2 separate regions of the Mus musculus genome follow, and region 2 is linked to region 1. The links are chromatin loops, found by intact Hi-C in ENCODE. Cell type or tissue: heart. All regions are shown on one strand. Links, peaks and the distances in the headings refer to the core of each region. The heading gives the core; the rest is flanking DNA.

What was found. Hi-C counts contacts between places; a loop is a spot of excess contacts. Peaks named below come from ENCODE experiments on the same cell type or tissue, not always from the same donor. Only the 100,000 strongest peaks of a DNase experiment are listed, where the experiment ranks them.
Region 2: it touches region 1 in a loop (1.9-fold over the local background); 2 of 42 quality-filtered maps call a loop at or near these places.

The regions. Positions count from the first base shown.
Region 1 is chr2:166,601,122-166,610,961 of GRCm38, forward strand. Prex1 (phosphatidylinositol-3,4,5-trisphosphate-dependent Rac exchange factor 1) reads right to left here. Exons shown (of 40, transcript NM_177782.3): 10 at 8,617-8,764; 11 at 1,695-1,795; 12 at 603-706; 13 at 406-455. Among named protein-coding and RNA genes, the nearest start is that of Gm29679, 42 kb to the left of the region's middle. In heart, for the core only: CTCF peaks have their summits at 4,586 (motif pointing right) and 5,160; DNase peaks (open chromatin) are centred at 4,470, 5,560, 5,900 and 7,551; H3K27ac peaks cover 3,886 bases.
Region 2 is chr2:166,662,510-166,672,349 of GRCm38, forward strand. The region is part of intron 1 of Prex1 (phosphatidylinositol-3,4,5-trisphosphate-dependent Rac exchange factor 1); the gene reads right to left. Among named protein-coding and RNA genes, the nearest start is that of Gm50596, 35 kb to the right of the region's middle. In heart, for the core only: no CTCF peak of the experiment used is centred there; a DNase peak (open chromatin) is centred at 5,522; H3K4me3 peaks cover 791 bases; H3K27ac peaks cover 2,237 bases.

The DNA of each region.
Region 1 (9,840 bases), core at 1,327-9,326:
CTTGGTGGCAGAAGCTTGTCCCATCCCAGATAAAATAAGGAAGGAGGAAGTGGGAGCTGGTGTGGAGGAAAACATTCCACAGCAGCAGCAGGTGCAAAGGTCCTGTGGTGCATCCTACTTTATAATCTGCCTCAGAAAGAACTGGTGAGGAACAGAAAGGCTGAGTGCAAGGTTACACAGCTGGACACCAGCAGGCAGATCCACTCCTCAGCCTGGCTCTCCTGTCCCTTCATACGCATTCAGGACTTCCCACAGATTCACTCACTTCCTCCTGACAGTCTGATGGAAGAGGTCAGTTATTAACCATATCTGATGGAAAAGGGGACGGAGGCTCAGAGAGGTCAGGATAGGGGGTGGGGAGAGGGCGGTCTGCTACTGTCGGGTGGGAAGGCCATGGGGACTTACTTGATCACAGGGGCGTACAGGCTGTGCAGCCGGCAGTAGAGTCTCACGCCCTACAAGCAAGAGCAGGGTCTGAATGAGCCACACCCTCTGGACTGCTGGGAAGAGGAGGGTGGGCGGGGCAGGCTGCAGGGACATAGGCCTGTTCTGCAGGGACCTCCAGCTGGATCGGGGCCACAGGCTGAAAGAAGACGTCCTACCTTGGACATGATATCCTCCAGCTCGCTGCGCGCTTTGTAAGTGCCGTCGTCGTAGCGGAAGCGGTACATCACCTGCTCGTTCTTGAACTGGTGCTTGTCAGAGACTGCAAGGACCCAGGGACTGGTAAGGCTGGGGAAACCCACCCTCCGTCTCTACCCTTTGGTCCCCCAGAACAGCAAGGGATGTGAGGCCCACGGCTTGTACAGGCCTGGCGGACACTGGCGGCCTAGCTAGACATCTGTGGGCACCTCTGACTCGGCCTGTCCTTGGAAAGAAGGGAAAGTAAGCACTCTGGGGTAAGAACCGCACTGCTGGCATCTTGACAGCTACCTCTCAATGCTGCTGGAAACTTAGACCCCAAAGCAGACTCTATACAGCCAAATGTCTAAAACTCTTAAAAACAAGGACTCTTCCCTGAACACTCAGTGGCTCCTGGCTGGCTCAGTGCGCCTACACAGACTCCACAGCCGAATCCCTTCCCAAGCTCCAAGACTTCGACCTCACTTCCTGACAAGCCCCGGGTCCACTCAAGAGGTAGCCTTCCCTGGTGCTCCCTAGAAGGCACTCAGCATCCCCCTGGACACTGGGCCTTGGCTGTCCCTGCCCAGAGCCATAGCGCCTACCTGCTATGCTATCCTCCACTTCCAGGGGAGACCTCCCAAACCTCTGTTCAGACCTGACCCCCTATGACACGGACTGCCACGCCTCCTCTCGCCAGCACTGAGCCTGCCGTACCAGCACCCCCTATCATCTTCATCTCCCCTCCAAGCTCAGTCAATTCCGTAGGACAGGACTCTTCACCTGCCCCACTCACGACTGTGCAAGCAGTGCCTTACTGCAAGAAACATGATAAACAACCTCAAATTAGCTCTTCCTGAAGGGGAAAATGGAAAGTTCCACTCTCTGACCACCTGCTTTCCTGAGGAGTCCTCGCTTGCTGGTACCCAAGAGAACGTGTCATGAGGCAGCCATGGTTCTGAGTCTGCGGGACAGGGACCAGGCCAGCAGCTTGGAAGTGCAGAAGCAGCTTTCTGGGGGAAGGGCAGCTTCCCTGACATCCAGCCTACCTCGCCATACCCACTGCCACTCACCATGGTGGATGATACCATTCTCCAGCAGGGCTTGGCCCAAGTTGACGCCTTCTTCCGTCTTGCTGATCTCACCAATTTCCAGGAGCCAGGCAACAAACTCACTGCCAGAAACAGAAGATGCAGGGAGATGGTTTCCCCAACCCCGGAACCAAAACCCAGCTGGCCTGGTCCCACCCACCCCAGGAATGGCAGGCAGGTCTTTCTTCCCATAGCACATAAAGCCAGCAGCCGTAGCCCAAGAAACCATGATAAGGCTTGTCTGTGCTTTTTCAGTTGGCTAGAACAATTCCAGGCCAGCCTCATCCACCCAGGGAAGGGTGGGTGGATGGATGGACAGATGGTAGGCAGATGAACAGATGGATGGGTGAGGGATGGATAGGCAGATGGGTACATGACTAGATGGGTGGCAGATGTTTGGTAGGTAGAGGAATAGGTGTGTGGATGAACGATTGACAGATACATAGACAGGTGGCTAGATATGGGTTAGTAGGTAGGTAGGTAGATGTATAGATAGAAGAGTGAAAAAATGGTTGATGGTTGGTAGATGAATGAATGGTGGATGGATGGACAGATGGGTGGGTAGAAGGATGAATGGTGTAGCTTATTAGTCGGTGCATGGATAGATGATGGATGGATGATGAATGGATGGATAGATGGATGATGGGTTGATGGACAGACAGACGGATGGATGGATGGATGATATATGGATGATAGATGGTGAATGGACAGATGGATGGACAAACAGATGATGGGTGGATGAACGGATGGATAGACAGATGGATAACGAGTAGGTAGATGGATGAGTAGGTAGGAGATGAATGATGGATAGACAGAGAAAAGATGGTAGATGGGTGTGGGAAATAACTGAGTGGGGAGTCGCGTCCATGTGGGATCTATGGACGGAGGCATAAGCCAATGGATACACACTGGGCCACATGGTACATAGGTACATAAGAACAGACAGATGCATAAGCCATCAGAGAAATCAACACTGGATAGATGGGCAGATGTGGAGGCTGAGGAGGGATGCTGGGTAGATGGTGGACGGTGGATGAACACCAAGGGTAGTTGGGGTGAGGTAGCTAGATGGTATGGATACTAAATGCGTCTGTCTGTGTGCATGCATGTAGCTATGTACGGAGTATAAATGAAACTCACAAAATAAGGAGGAGGCCATACCAGGCCCAGAAAGCTCAGGCCCAGATGTCTCAAATCACATCCTGTCAATTCTCAGACTGGTCCATCACACCTTGTCTGTCCGTCCTCACAGAGCTCCAATCACACCCTCTCTGTCCTCACAGAGCTCCAATCACACTCTCTCTGTCCTCACAGTGCTCCCATCACACCCTCTCTGTCCTCACAGTACTCCCATCACACCCTCTCTCTCCTCACAGTGCTCCCATCACACCCTCTCTGTCCTCACAGTGCTCCCATCACACCCTCTCTGTCCTCACAGAGCTCCAATCACACTCTCTCTGTCCTCACAGTGCTCCCATCACACCCTCTCTGTCCTCACAGTGCTCCCATCACACCCTCTCTGTCCTCACAGTGCTCCCATCACACCCTCTCTGTCCTCACAGTGCTCCCATCACACCCTCTCTGTCCTCACAGTGCTCCCATCACACCCTCTCTGTCCTCACAGAGCTCCCATCACACCCTCTCTGTCCTCACAGTGCTCCCATCACACCCTCTCTGTCCTCACAGTGCTCCCATCACACCCTCTCTGTCCTCACAGAGCTCCCATCACACCCTCTCTGTCCTCACAGTGCTCCCATCACACCTTCTCCATCCTCCAATAGGCTTTTGCCTTACTCAGAAAGGAGTTCAACACCTCTGCCTCAACTGTCTCACACATCTGCCCAGAAATATGTGCATCAACATCAGCATCGCCACCAACGCCATGCCTAGAGCATAATTCCTAGATCAGTCTTCTCTCCTGCATCCCCCTCCCCATCCTCTGGGCTTTGGCTCACTTACCTTTCTTCCCTTCTTTTAAAAAAACAAAAAACAAAAAAAACAACCCTAGGCCCCAACATACCTCTGGGCCTTGAAGTTGCTGCTCCATTCACCTAAAAATGCCCTTTCCAAACTCCCTCCGTGCCACCGCTCCCAAGGGGCAACAACCCACACGACCGCCAGGGAAGACTCCACACAGAGCCTGCCCACCTGACTATGCACTCTGCAGCAATGGGTTTACAGATGTATGTGTGTTTATCAGACCCCTCCCTGAGCACACTGACACACGGCGTGTGAGCCCTCGCTGATAGCTGCTGACCTTGTTCATTGACCTTTTCTTGACACGCTTTGAGACTCAAGTGTCCTCCACACAACAAATGAGGAACGAACGAGGAAGGTTGGGGACACAGGTGAGACAGGTTCTGGCTCGAGGCCTCTGAGGTCCCAGCCCCTGTGGACTCTTGGGCTCGGCACAGATTTCAGCCCACTGGAGCCAACGCAAGAGGGTGATCCCAGAGCAGGCAGCACCCACAAGCGTGGGCAGCAGTGCCCAGCCCCCTTTATGGAAACCAGCTGTCCCACCTCCGGTTACAACAGGGGACGCTATTTTTAGCTTTTCGTGCTGGCAGAGGAAGGACCTGGCCTTATAGAGGTAGCGGCATTACGAGGCATTCAGAAAGCCCAAGGATGTGGGAAAGAAACAGGTACATTTCTGGTACGCTGGGTGGGAACTTTCCAAGTTCTGTGTCCCTCTAACCACCCCCTACTCCACTGTTCTCCAAGTCCCAACTCTTGGGACAGGCACTGACTGCCAGCAACCCCAGAAGGCAAACAGATGTTGGTGTGACCACTCGCAGAGGCTGGAGGTCAGAGAGCCAGAGCAAGGCTGCTCACCAGCTGTCCTATCCAGGGCCACAGTGGGGAACAAGAAGTATACCAAAGTGACTGCAGGGGGCAGAAAACAGACTCAGGAGAGCAACTGAGTGGCGACTATGCCTACACTTGCTACCCTTTGGGAAACCAAGCTGGGTCTTCAGCTTGTTGGGCCAACTAATGCAAAGCTGTCCCTATCTAGGGACCAAGATGCAGCTGGATGCTGCTCAACAGGATGCAGCTGGCAAATGGTTTCCTTGGGGACATCTGGAATTCGTGGGTGGACTTTTTAATCCTGTGAAACTTTAAGCTGGAACCCAGGAGGGAAACCAGATAAAGTTAATCTCTTCTTACGCAGGAACCTCAAACTCTGAACAGGGGATACTGGCCAGGTAGAGTCTGTGCCAAGCCAGTCAAAGCTAAAGCCACTGCTCAAAGAGCCCACCACAACCCCGTGGGTCCAGCTCTTCAAGAGAGCGAGCAGGAAATCTGATATTTCCTATGGAGCTCCCAGTTGTTCAATGCTGGCCCCAGGCTTCCACGTGTACTGGGCCAGCAGAGAGTGCCCCAAGCTGGACATCAGCGTGCACAGAAGCTCTGAGTGACAGGTGGCAGTAGGGAGCTGGGATCTGACAGTAGCTCTGGGTGAGGCTATAAACAACAAGGCCCAGGCTTCCAGATAGATGTCCCCACAGCAGTGGGAGGCACTGAGGTTTGGAGGCCAAGGTGGGGTGGAATCAAATGGCAGAGTCCTCTGACAGGCTGTGCCAACTTCCCTTCTCCTTCGGCCCTGCCGAATGGACACCACTCAGCCCGTTTCAGGTCAAGGCCAAGGTTGAGCACAGAGGGCATGTGGGCACATCCTTTCATGAGCGACACCTGATCAGAGGCTCCATGTACCACTCCCCAAAGGGACATCTTCCCACTTGCTTCCTGCCTGGAGCCTGGGGTTGAGATGCCACCTGGAGTCCCATGCACAAAGTCCCTGCCAATGTCCCTGGTGATGTCTGTCAGGCCGTGTGACTCTCATACCTCAACTTCATGACTGCCGAGAGTGCAGGCGTGTGCCGCTACACCCAGTTTGATCTCTGTTGCATGCAGCTATGCACACAGCCTTCTACCTCAGAGCCCCCAGTGTGTGGATGTTTAACAACAAGACACGCCGTCACTATCAAGGGAGGCAACAAATGCCTCTGCCTCAGGAAACCATCCCGAGTGGCCCTGGGGTCTCACAATTCATCTTTGCCCCCTACTGAGCCTCCCTGAACACCTGGACTAAAGCCTGACCCCTGACCCAGTGCCACGAGATGCAGCCCTGCTGACTCCCGAGCCTCGGGCCAACAGTCGCCAACTCAGCTCCTGCCACCCCAGCATCACAGCTCACGAAAGCCACCAGACTCTGCCACGCCCAGGCGTGCTGCTCCTCTGGTCTTCTTGTGGCTGACACTCGCTTGTCACTCAGGTCTTGGTTGAAATGTGATCTCCAGTACGAGGCCACCTTTCCCACCCTGGCTGAGTCAGCTCTGCAGCTCCCCCCTTTACATCACTGCACAACTGCCTTGTGGGGTTCCCTGGCCCAGTGGGTTCCTTTATTGGCCTGTGTACTTGTCCACCGAGTGATTCCTGTAGGAACAGCCATCTCCCTGTGGGCAGGAAGTCTGTCTGTTCAGTTCCCTGCTGCTGGCTGGCAATGGGAGGGATGGAAGGGAGGGAGGGAGAGAGAGAAGGAGGGAGGAAGGAAGGATGGAAGGGAGGGAGGGAGAGAGAGAAGGAGGGAGGAAGGAAGGAATTAATTTTTGTCTCTCTAGCTAACCTGAGGCTGCTGGAAGGCAGGTACACACACACACACACACACACACACACACACACACACACACACACACACATACACACACACACAGAGTATGTTATCCCACAGTACACAGATTTTACCACTGAAATGTGAAGTCTATTCGTTTCTGAGTGGGACACAAACAGGTCACTTCTTCACACCTGTCCATGTAACATGATGTCGTGCATGGAGGCCCCAGCCCATGTTCTCAGTGCTCTGGCCAGCATGGTACTATTGCCATTGCATCCCCACTGCATCCCCACTGTGTTTCCACAGCATCCCCACTGTGTTTCCACAGCATCCCCACTGTATCCCCACTGTGTTCCCACTGCATCCCCACTGTGTTCCCACTGCAACCCCATTGTGTTGCCACTGCAACCCCATTGTGTTGCCACTGCATCCCCTCTGTGCTCCCACTGTGTCCCCACTGTGTTTCCACTGCATCCCCACTGCATCCTCCAGCCTTTCTCCTTCCTTAATTATCATTCATTGAGACCCAGAGACATTAAACCAGTGCCCAAAGTCATCCAATAAGAAGGTAAGGGGAGTAAGACGCAGTCCCAGTCTGACTCAAAACCTGGCCTTAAAAGGCTATGAAGATAAGCCAGACAGTCCATAGCCAGGGAGTCGCCATCCAGTCCCTTACAGAGGAGGAGAAAGCAATGACTGAGGAAAACTAAAGATGCTGAAGAGAGATTAAAATGAATCAAGATTGAGGTGGTGAGAGAGAACGGCAGCTACGGAGTCACCCTGTCCAGAGTTCGAATCCCACCTCACTACAGCAGTGTGACTCTGCTTTCCCCTCTCTGTGCCACTGCCTTCACCCTTAAAATGGGGACAACAGCAGTGACCTGCTTCATAGTGCTGTGTGAGATTAATAGCCACGGCCAAATGTGAACGTCATAGATCAGATTAAGGGCTGGAGGAGTCTGTATTGCAGCCACCTATTTATTCTCCTTATGGGGGGCCAGGGGCTCCCGGAGTTGCACAATGGCTGGGAAGGGGTGTTGGTTGGAAGCCCAGGCAGAGGCAGAGGAAAGCCAAGCCTGAAGGAGCGTCCTCTTAATGGGAAGTCAGTTTCTCTGGGCCTGGAGGTTACATGAGCTGTGCTGCTGGCTGGGGTTCAAATGGGCAGCAAGAGAAATCTCCTCTAATCCTTCCTGAGGAGTCAGACCTCAGAAGTCTTAATCACAGACAGGTTATCCCATCCGGCCGGCAGGGCCGGCAGGAAGGCTCTCAGATATCCCCCTGGGCAGAATCGGGGCGGGGCTGCTGCTAGAGAAACAGCTCCTTCGGTGGAATGGGGATTAACAGTGGAAACATCCAGGGGCCTTCCCAACTTCTCCAGCTAGCTCCCACAAGGCTCCTGGGCCCAGCTCTCTCCTTTCCAGAGAGAGGCTGAGCCAAGACTGTCGGCCCCCAAGGACAATGGATGAAAGAGTTCAAACATGCTGGTTCCCCCAACAGCCAGCCCTGGCTTGTTTAATGCCAGGTCTCAAGATCTACCCTGGGTTATCTCCTCACTCCAAAAGCTCCAATGGGTGGCATGGACACCCAGTAGGGCCTTCCGTTTTCACACATCTAGACCCAAGTCCCCAACATTCCGGCTTCCACCCTCCACTGGCTCTATCATGTCATCTCGTTTCTGGGAATTATGCCCTACCCAGGGACACCCACCTCCCTGGCCACTGGCCACAGAGGCCTCAGCTTGTCCCTTCCCCAACACTACTGGCTCAGACTCTTCTGTGTACACAGTGCCCCGCAGGGCAGTCTCCTGACCTGCCACACACATGGGTCTTCAATCTCACCTTTTCCTCCCAGAACAATCAACATTATTCCCAGCTTCCTCCTTAGTGCCCTGGCTAGCGAGCTCCAGTCTGCCTCAGACCCACCCTACCTCATCTCCCTCATCTTCTAAACATAGCCCCAGCAACCTCTGTCTTGGCCAAGGCAGAACAGAACAGAAATGGGTAGAGTGTGGCCGGCCCACTGAGTCGGGACACTCTCAGCTTCTACAGTGTACTTTGTTACAGGAATTGGATCACACAGCGAGTCAAGAGCAAACGCAGTGGACAGACCTGTAGCAGAACCCTGCAGCCTCGACCCTCATCCAAGCCTGCTCCACAGGCCTGAGGGGCATTAGGTGGCTGTATAAGGAGGTCCCAGGCAAGAGAAACGGGGTGTGGGACAGGGTGGGGCAAAGCAGATGCAGGGCAGGAAGGGAAGGTGGCCAGCTGGGATCAGGACACAGAAGCCACTCACTTGCCAAGGAAGCACTTGGGGACGGTGCTCAGCTTCCGCCGGCGGTCCTTGATCAAGTTCACCTTCTTGCTCATCATCATGTGATACAGCTTCTCCCCCTTCTCCGCAATCATGACGTACGCGTCACGCTCCATGCCCAGCTTCAGGCCTGCGTGGGGATATGATTGCCATGGGGGACACAGGAGGCAGTCGGGGGTTCTGGCATTCACGCCCCCCTGCCTTGACCCCTGCATAGCCACGGAGCACTTCCTGACCCCTGCTCAACGCCACACACACCTGTCAGGGACTGCTCAGAAAGTCTGGGTGAGGACCCATGGAGGTTAAGTCCCAGGTAACTGGTGGTACCTTAATTCAGAACTAAGCTCCGAAGCCTAGCTCTACCCACAGTGCACACACACAGCTCTGCCCCCCATGCCATATGCACTGGTCCCTACCCCATCTAGACAACAACAGCAACAGCAATTAAGTGCTTCCCAGCTCCGGACACACGTCCCATGCTCCTGAGAAAAGAGACACAATCACTCCCATTTTACAAACAAGAAGCTGGGGCCCAGGGAACACATGCTGTCTGCATAGAAGACGTGGTACCGAAATTTTGACCCAAGATGTTTTGCTCCGGATTCCAACCTGAAACTCTGACCACAGACCACAGCGTGAGCCCAGCCCTGTGTGCCCTGCCCTGGTTGAACTTTAGACAGCACTCACTTCTAAGGACACGGCCTCCTTGGACCACACACACCTCTTAATGACATAGACCCTGTGCTAACCACAGCTCAAGATTCTAACCACAAAAGTACAGCTCAGCCCCACCCAGTCAGGCCAACTCCCTGCCCCTACCCCAGGACCAACCCTGCCCCAGGCCTGAGAAGTTTCAGAGGTTCAGCCCTTACCCATCCAAAGGCCAAAGCCAGGAGCCTATCTGGCCTTCCAGCATTTTAATACATTCTGGCTCATATTTAAGTGCTACTACCTAAAGGCCCCACTTTCTCCAGAAAACCAGCAGAGGCACTATGTTTGGAACAGTGACTTGGGAAGTATGGGGCAGGGAGACAGGCGGTTGGCCTGGACCGTGTTAAAGGGCAGGCCTGCAGGACCATGATGACCTCCTGAACAGAGAGCGGCAATGAGGGGTTCAGGGGTGGCACCAAGGATGTGCTTCAGCACTGGCTGGTGGAGAGCCTGAGACACAGGCTCAGAGGGTGATGGAACCATGTGAGGTCTGTG
Region 2 (9,840 bases), core at 1,272-9,271, 61 kb after region 1:
AATTAAGCCAGTGTCGCCTCTTCCCATGCCAGCTTCACATGGAGAGCTAGAGACCCAGGAGTGGGTTAGCCAATGGCTAACACAACAGGCCAGCCCAGGTCCCAGGCCAGGCTGCCCTGCTGGTATTTTCCATGCGATCAGAGTAGGACTCAAGACAAGTATACAACCGCCTGCTACTACTCAAAAGGGTGGCACTGTGGTCTCAGCCCTGGGGACAGAGCTTGAACAAGACACAAAACCTCCTCTCTATAGACTGGTACAGAGCAGAAGAGAGACAAGAGCAGAAGGGGGAGGGGAGGCTGCTTTCAGTGCCGTGGCCAGGAAGGACCTCAGACAAAGAGGCCAAAGAAGGGAAGAAACCCCATGGCAGCAGTGGGGAGCCCAGGCCAAGCAAGTCCAGAGCGGGTGCAGAAGCTCTGTGGCAAGGGCCTGCTCCATGCATGAGCAAGGCTGGAAAGCAGAACCAAGGGGCAATAGAGGGCATCAGGGATGCAGTTGAGAGATGAACAGATGCGTGATCACGTGGGAAGGAAAGAGAAGTCTATGCTAAGCAGGCCAGGCCAGCCCTAAGGAAGGAGGGCTATGCACCAAGTACCATGGAAAGGCCCCCAGCAAGGAAAGATGCCCCCAGGCCTTCTCAGAGCCTTCAGTGTGCAAGACAAAGCACCTACACACACCTTGGGCAGGAACCAGGGCCACAGCCCTCCTTCTCTCATATCATGAGACTTCCCTGTCTCCATCTACGAAATGAAGGCTTGAGACCTGTCCAGCCTTGGGCCAGCGTATCTAATGAGGGATGCCAGAGCTGACTCATTCAGACCCTAAGCTCAGGGCTGCTCAGACACCACCACCCAAAAGCTTCCCTGGCTACAGCATCTACTAAGAGAACCATGTGGGCCCCACGCCACAGCAGCCCCATACAGGCTTTCTGGCAGTCAAGGGGTCTGAGGAGGTGGCACCTGGCAACCAGACACCTGCCTAGCAACAGTGTGATGGGATGACAGCTGGACTCCATGGCAACTGCAGCTGGGCCCCCAGAGGCCACATGTGGCTTTTGGAGGGCACGGGAAGGGGTTCACAGACTCAACTCTAAGGCAAAATGACCCACAGGGGCCTTACAAGCCTAGCGGGTCCCGAACTGCAGAGCACAGAGCATGGGACCTGACTGGGTTGCGTGTCTCATCTCAGAGCTGTGCACCATGGACCTGCATGGCCCACCTGACGCCTCCTCTCTGGAATGGAGACCAACGCCTCCAAACACAGAGACATGTGCAATCTCCCTAGTAGTATATAAAAATAACACTGGCAAGCACAGACTGTGGATTCTGAGAAGCCAGAGCTCATTTAATTCCCCCCAAAACTTCCAGTGGTACCAGCTAAGTCCTGAGACTCTTTGAGTGTCTCTGGCTGTGGGGTCTGGAATGCAGATGGCCAAGAGGAAGAAGAGGAGGAAGAGGGGAAAGACAGGAGGTGCCAGGGCCCCCTTGCGCAGACCTCTTCCAAGCATGCTTGCAGCCAAATGGATCTTGTGCAAGCATTCGCTGACAGGGAGTCTGTCTCTACCACCAGACTGCAAAATGCCTCAGACTGGACTCTCATACCACATACCCTCCAAACTACAGACATGGTAACTTTAGTGCTCTCAGAGAGGCCATCTTCCAAGGATTCCACGAGGCCACAGATGAGTCCTGGCTGGCACTGACAGCTCCCACCATCCCCTTCTTCTTCCCCTTCTTCTTCCTCTCGGCTGTCTGCATGCCAGACCCCAAAGCCAGGCACCCGAAGAGTTCCAGAACTTGGACACCAATGCCTACTGAAGCCGTGTGTTTGGAGATAGAAAGAAGCCAGCCAGGCTAAGGACAAGGAGAAGGACCAGTGGGGACAGCAGACACTAATCTGAAAGGGTGGCCACCGATCTCCAATCCATCGGCAGCTGGGCTTCCACCGGAGAAATCAAACATGCAGCTTCTTCAGAGGACTTTCCAACTGCAACCCCCACCCCCTTGCTGCTTGATATTATAAAAATGCCTAAGAGAAGAAGGCAAAGAAACTAGAAGAGCTGAAACGGTTTGGAGAAAGAACATTGGGACTCCCACGGCCCAATCTTCAGAATGACTGTGAAGTCATAATAATTATGCCGGCGCCCGGTGCGAGGGGAAGGGCGTGGGTCTGTGAACATGAACAGACGTGCAAGCGCCTCTCACGAGGGCAGGATGCAGCTAAAGCAAAGGATGCGAAGGAAAGTCAGCAGAGAAAGGCAGTCTTCAGCCGACAGTACCCCAGCAGTCAAACACAAAGTACAGAGTCTCAAGCCTCCTGCAAAGACAGGCTTCACACAAAACAAAGCTCTAGACAGATCCCACAGGCGAGGGGCGTGACTCAGCGAGTGAAGCAATTCCTACACAAGAGTGAGGACTCGAGTTCAGATCCACGGTGCTCAGGTAAAATACCAGGCCTGGGAGCACACACCCATCACCCTAGCACTGTGGTGCGTAGACAGGCAGGTCCCAGGGGCTCGATGACCAAGCCAGCTATCCACAATGGCAAGGTTCACATTCAGTGACAAGATTCTCTCTGAAAAAGTGAGGTGGTGAGAAATAAACTAAGATAATCAAAGTTGACCTCTGACCTCCATAGGTAACACACAGGCAGGCATGCCCCCAAATACATGTACATACAGCACACACATGTACACATACCCCACACCCACTACACACATACACATGGCACACAATATATGCTCACACTGCATACATACATACTCACACATACACACAATACATACACACACATACACACACACAATACATACACACATTTAAATACAAATCTCAAAACTATGAAACTTGAGGGAGAAAACAAGGGGAAAATACCTTTTGGCTTGAGGTTAAGCAAAGTGACATCAACATCACTTATAATTGACGCTCAAAAGCACAGAGGAAGACAAGCGCTAAATCAGCACAGAAGCCATGTTCTGTTCTGCGAAAGGCCCAGTAAGACAATGGACAAACAAGCGAGGGCTTGGGGACTATGTATGAATGACATTCTGGCAAGGGAAGTGTGCCCAGGCTATAACCCTAACCCCAAAAAAGAAACCAAGCAAACCAACCTTTAAACTAGTTTCTCATGTGACTCCTGGGGATTCACACAGAAATGTCTATCACTCCAGATAGGCAGCCACAGACCAAAGAAACCCCTCCCATCCCAAGCCCAGCTTGGTGAACCAATGGCCTTATCAGGGTTCCTTCCAAGAGCACGGGTGACTCCTGAGCAGCCAGAGGATACTAAAACCCCACCCCAGCCGGCATGGTGACTCACACAAACTAGACCACAGGAGTCCCCATCCCAACCACTCTCTCTTCTCTGTGCATTGTAGCACCCCAAGATCATGTGCAGCAGCAGAGGGGGAGGGAACCACAGCTAGAATCTTGGAGGTGGGTTTGAGGACCCTCTCTGATCTCATGATGGCCTTATCCAGGGGGTCACACGGCTAGTGTAACTTTTTTATCTTGCTGATTAGTTTCATTTGGAGGGAGCATGCCTGCAATGCCTGCAATGATGCTCCTGTGGAAGTCAGGGGACAGCTGGCAGAAGCTTGGGGCTTCAACTCCAGTCACAAGGCTTAGAGACAAGCGCCTCTGTCCACTGAGCCAGTTCACCAGCCCCGGCTACTCTGGTCTCAAGACGACACCGGCTGTGAGTATCAGGCCCAGAGGTTCTACATAAGCAGAAACATGAAAATCATAAAAAGTCAACCTTGAACACACAGCTGTGCAAAGAAGATATACGAGTGGAAGGAAGGCACAGGAAAAGCTATCCAGCGCCATCAGTGAGGGAGAGGCTGAGGAAAACCACAACCTGCCACTTCCACACGTATGTACGTACATCTGCCAGAATGGCTTAAAAGGCAAATCGACAATACCAAGTGTTGTCAGGGATGTGAACCACCAATCTCTCAGATCCCACTGGTGAGAAATTTAAGTGACCCGGCGCCTTTGCAAAGCCGCCTGCAACTTCACACGCTGCTAAGCACTCAGAGCCCACACAGCCTAACAACGCCACTCCTGGTGTCTATTCTGGATACACGAGAACTCATGTTCACAAGCAAACAGTGCATACACTCTTAACAGCGGATGTCCAGGTCAGCCAATGAGGAGGGACTCTGTGTCCTTGGGTGAATGTTGAACCGTGGGATGGTGTAAGCTCTAAAAGGAACACACTTGACACACGGAGACCCCGGCTGAACCCCAAGTGCTACCTGCTGGGACTCAGAAAGCTGTATACCATGTGAGTCCCCTGTGTGCAGTGCACAGCCTCCTTTATGTCCCCACGACATTGTCTACAGTGAAGCATATATTTTTAATTTTCTAGAAAAGACAAAACTATGGGCCATGGGAAATAGATGAGTGAGTGGCTGTGGAGGAGGAACAGACCTGAAAGCATGGCTCCTCAGAGGCCACAGAAGGTCTGTGGAGGATAGAGTTGCTCTCTACGTGGGCTGCGGTGGGAAAGAACTCCACACATGTGACGTAATGTGCATACACACCATACATGTACACACACACACACACACACACACACACACACACACACTTAACCCAAAACATCCATCTTTACTATTTTCAAATTCTAAATGTTAAATCTGTTTAACATACCTCACTCTGGGCTTTTCCAAACAGAGCTACAACTTGAAGGGAAGATGAAGTGAGTACAAGGAGCCCTCTATGCAGGGCACTCAGTGAGCCACAAGCACACAGGTCACCTGACCTTGGGTGCTAAGTCCCTTGGGGATGAGCTGGTACTGCACTAGGGCAGGAAAAGCTCAAGGTGTGCCTAACAAACACAGAAGGGACATGAGAGGAGAACCCTGAGCAGGCCCAAGAGCCCTGGGGTCAGAGGGCTCGTGGGGGCGGGGAATGCCGAAGACACAGAAGAGCACACAAGGCCAATTCATTCCCGTTAAACAAGGTATAGGGAAGGTTCGAAGGCAGAGGTGTCTGGGACAAGATTGGGGTCTAGCTGGGATGCTGGGGAGAAAGCAGCCAGAGCGACCCCAAATCCCTGGTGTGAGCAAGGGCAAGGAAGGAGTTACCTGTGCAGGCAGGAGCAGGCCAGGGAGGAAGGGATGCTGAGTACTGGCTGAAAGGGAAGTCAGAGGCCATCACAGGACCTACCCAACACCTTGTCTCAAAACAAGGCAGAGGGGGAGAGGGGGGACAGGGAGCTAGGGAGGGATGAATCAGACCGGTTAGTAAGTTCTGGACTGTTACAATAAGGCTGCCATGTTCTTCCATAGTCCAGTGCCCCCCACCCCCATCCCTCACGAAAAACACCCTTCATCCAAGAATAAAAGAAACACCAGGAGCTCAGGCACTCTTTGGAGCAAACGCTCTGGCTGACTCAGACCTTCCTCCAGAGTGACAAACTCCATCCTCAGTGAGCTGTCTGGGGCAGGCATGTGACTGGAAAGACAATGCTTGGCATCCACCACAGAGCCCAACTCACAGGCACCAGCTCGGGCTCTGCAAGCGCCCTGGATGGCACTGTGAAAACTGCTCACACTTTATCCAACACAAGCCATACCTACCCTGGTGGCTCTCAAATTGCAGAACTTATCAGCTTGTTCCTATGTTAATCAGGGTGCCGGGGACCTGCTGTAAAAACACTTTAGGAGCCAGTGGCTCTGCACAGACTACAAGTGGCGGCTGAGGATCGAGTTTCTGCAAGGTGCTGCCAATAAAATCGCAGTGGTCCACTTTCCCAGCAGGTCTGTGGAAGACATCAGCGAACAGGCTGCCCATGAATGTGGTGACAAAAAAAAAAAAAAAAACGCTATGTCGCTGCCAGCGCTCCTTCCAGCTGACAGAATTTCAAGAGCTTTCGGTGAATCAAAGTCACATTTGCTGGGAAAGCTGGCTGAGCCTGGCTACCTTGAAGATACCTCAGCAGGAAGGAGGCGACGTCGCTAGCCACTGCCCCTGCCTTTTGCAAACCCGTGTCCTCCACAAATGAACACAGAATCCAGGCATGTGCTTGACACGGGTGGAAAGAACCCAGGGGAGGCGGTGGCACGGGACTGAAGAGGGGGTAGCGACGATGTACCCAGCTGAGAATGCCTCCATCCCATGAGTCTGGCTTCCCAAACTCCTATAGGCCACTTCCAAAAGAAGTTGTGAGGGATGAACAGATGGCTCAGCGGTTAAGAGCATTTGCTGCTCTTGACGAGAAAAAAATAAAGACAAAAAATAAAAGCCCTTGAAGAGGTGACCATCAGAGCCCTCACTAGGGGCCAGTGAGATGGCCCAGAGGGGAAAGACGCTTGCTGCCAAACCCACAACCTGAGTTTGATCCCTGAACCCAGTGGTAGAAGCTATTCTCTGACTTCCCCCCACACAAGCCAACAATGTGCGGCATACAAACACACACACACCCCTGGATGGATAGGTGGATGGATGGATGGATGGATGGACAGACACATGTGATAAAAAGAAGAGGCCTTCATGAAATAACTCTTATCAAGGCCCTGTGAAGGGCAACTCCACATTAGGGTGCCTCCAGCACTCCTGCAGTGTTATCAGAGAAATCATGCATTCCCCAAGAGACACTAATCAGCATTAAATCTCCTAACCACCACTGATGACAGCCAGAGAACCAGCTGCTCTCAGGCCCTCAGCTCTCTTCCTCAAGGTGAAGGCCTCACTGGGCCCCCTCCCACCCAGACCTCAAGCCCCCCCACCTCCCTAGAAGCCCCTCCCTGAGGACAAAGCCCTGGCTTCCCTCAGGCCGTGGGATTCCACCAGAAAAATCTGACTGGATGGACAGAGCCGTGAAGCATGTCTCTTTGCTACCTGGCCCCTCTGTCACCTGTCCCCAGCAACCTTGGCTGAGTGGGGTTGGCTCTCAGCTCCCTGCCTGCAGCCGCTACGATGCTGGCAAAGCCGTTCGGTGTACACTTAGATATTAATGACATATAAATCCATCTCAGCGGAGTTCATACTTCTAAAAAGTGATGACTGCTTTGCCTGTCAATCAACCACTCACCCAGGGTCTCCTGAAACTAGCCAGCTGAAGACAGAAGGCAGGGACATGCTAGCCCTGTCCCTATCTCTGGGTCAGAGTGACGATACCAGGCAAAACTCCACTAGACTCATTCATAAAAACTGCACTGCTGTCTACTCTGCCCAAGAACCTGGCTTTGAGGTGCCCCATTTGGTGGTGCAAGGCTTGGCTCCAGGCATCAAGCTCACCACCAACACCCAGTCCTTCGGAGAGCACAAGCCAGGTCGTTTGGCTCAGACTTCTGAGCCTCCCTCCCTCCAGCCAAGAAGCACTCATTCCCTTGGCTGGCTGTCTTCCCTCAGCTTTTATTGCTGATCTTCAAGTTCACCAACCAACTCCTTCTCACTGGACAATGACCCTCGTGCGTGCAGGCACACAACCTCAGGTGTGAGTCCTCACTCTCCACTCTATTTGAGGCAGGCCTCTTGGCTGTTTTGCTGTTGCTGATGCCAGGTTTGCTGCCCCGTCCCCCAGCTTCCAGAGCTTCTCCTGCCTCTACCTCTCATCCCCCAGTAAGAGTGCTGGGTTCGCAGACACTCCTTCATCTGGCTGGCGTTGGGTCCTTGGGCTTTGAACCGAAGGTCCTCATGTTTGCACAGTAAATGCTTTGACTCGTGTGCCATCTCCCTGGCCCATCGTCTGACGTTTTAGATCTAGTACATCAGCAAAAAAGGCCAGAGTCCAGGGTTAGAATAGGAAAGATGAAGCTTTCTGAGGATAGACAGAGCTGTGGAGAGAGAGAGAGAGAGAGAGAGAGAGAGAGAGAGAGAAAGAGAGAGAGAGGGAGGGGGAGAGGGAGGGGGAGAGAGAGAGAGATCAGAGAGGACAGGTGCTGGAGCAGTTGGGACTAAGGGGCCCTGGGGACAGGGCTGCTCCAAACGGAGAAAGGGGAGGGACCAGGTGAGACCCAGGAACAGAGGCTTGAAAGAAATTCCCCGTGGGAGGGGTGTGGGGCCACACTAGAGGTGGCAGGGTCAGAGACCCTTTGCAAGGACCAATGAGCAATGACCACCCAAAACTATACTCTAAGTGCCCTGGAAGTAGAGTCCTCCTGCAAAGCCCTCAGTACCTGGGGCCCAAGGTGTGACAAATGATGAAGGTCTGGCAGAGAGGTGGTGCAAGGGAGGGAGGAAAGGAGGGAGGAAGGGAGGGAGGGAGGGAAGGAGGGAGGGAGGGAGGGAGGAGGAGGTGTGAAAGAGGGAGGGAGGGAGGGAGGTGTGAAGGAGGGAGGGAGGGAGGTGTGAAAGAGGGAGGGATGGAGGGAGGGAGGGAGGGAGGTGTGAAGGAGGGATGGAGGGAGGTGTGAAGGAGGGAGGGAGGGAGGTGTGAAGGAGGGATGGAGGGAGGTGTGAAGGAGGGAGGGAGGTGTGAAGGAGGGAGAAGAGGAAGATGGGGCAGGGAATTTGACAGGTGAGGGGTAGAAAAGCAGCTCACTGACCCTGAGCCTTCCTAACCCCTCTCCCACACAGACTCATTAAACCTCAGTGGTGAACTGAGTCCTGGATGCAGTTGGCCTCTGAGGCCTCACTGGGGTCCAGAAATGCTCAGGAAACGCTGCACAGCACTGGCAGGAGGCCGTTCCCATGGCCTCCTTCCTCACCATGGTGATGGACGGCAGTGGCACCATCTGAGCGTCTGAGCACATTCCTCCTTCCTGCTCACCCTGGAGACAGACCCCCATGTCCCTACCTTCCCTACCGACTCCTAAGCCCCGCCCCCTGCTATTCAGAACCCTGTGAACATCATCCGTCTGCCAATCCAGTGACAGCCAGTTCTGTGTGTCCAGGGATCTGGGTCTACACTTGGCAATGGTTTTTATTTCACACGTGTTTGAAGGACCAGTGAGGTGGCTCAGCAGGTAAAGGCACTGACTGCCAGGCCTGACAGCCTGAGTTCAATCCCACAGAAGGGAAGGAGAGAGAGAACTCAGGGTTGATGGAGAAAACCCTGGCTCCATCCAACACATGAAAGCAAAACAGTTTGACACCGAGTTCACCCTCTGGCCTCCACGTGCATGCACATACATGTGTATGTGCACACTCATGTTTGTGCACGCGCGCGCACACACACACACACACACACACACACACACGCGCGCGCGCATCAAAAAAGCCTGAAAATAAAACAGGAGACGCAAAGTGGGTCCAAAGAATGTCCTAAAAAAGCAAGGGTGCCTGAGGGCAGCTGGCAGCCATCACTGCCATCCACAGGCCTTGCCCCTTCTAGCCACATCCTCTTCCTGCTGCTCCAGATTACAAATTTATACAAGAGAACAAACTGCAGGCTGGGGAGGGGGCGGGGGAGCGGGGAGGCAGAGGCAAGCTCTCCTTTAACCCCAGCATTTGGGAGGCAGAGGCAGGTGGGTCTATGAGTTTGAGGCCAGCCTGGTCTACAGAGCAAATGCCGGGCCACCAAGAGCTACACAGAGAAACGCTGTCTCAAAAAACAGAGACAGACAGAGAAAGACTAACCTTGAAAGGGGATGGGGCTGAGGGATTTGCCTCAGTGAAAAGGGTGCTTGCCCAAAAGCAAGCAGATACAGCAGAAATGTCGGCTGTTCAAGGTCCACACATATGGCAAGCCTGAAGCCAGCCTGGGCTAGAGACTCTACCTCACAGGAAAACAAATTGTAAAATCTGTAATTATAAGGAATCTTACAGGCAGGTCTGGAATCTGGGGGAAGATCTGAAGAGGCCCCTGGAGAGAGCTACTTGCAAAATGTTTTAGAAATGAGAAAGGCCCGGCAAGGCTATCATCACCTAATGGTACACGGCTACACTG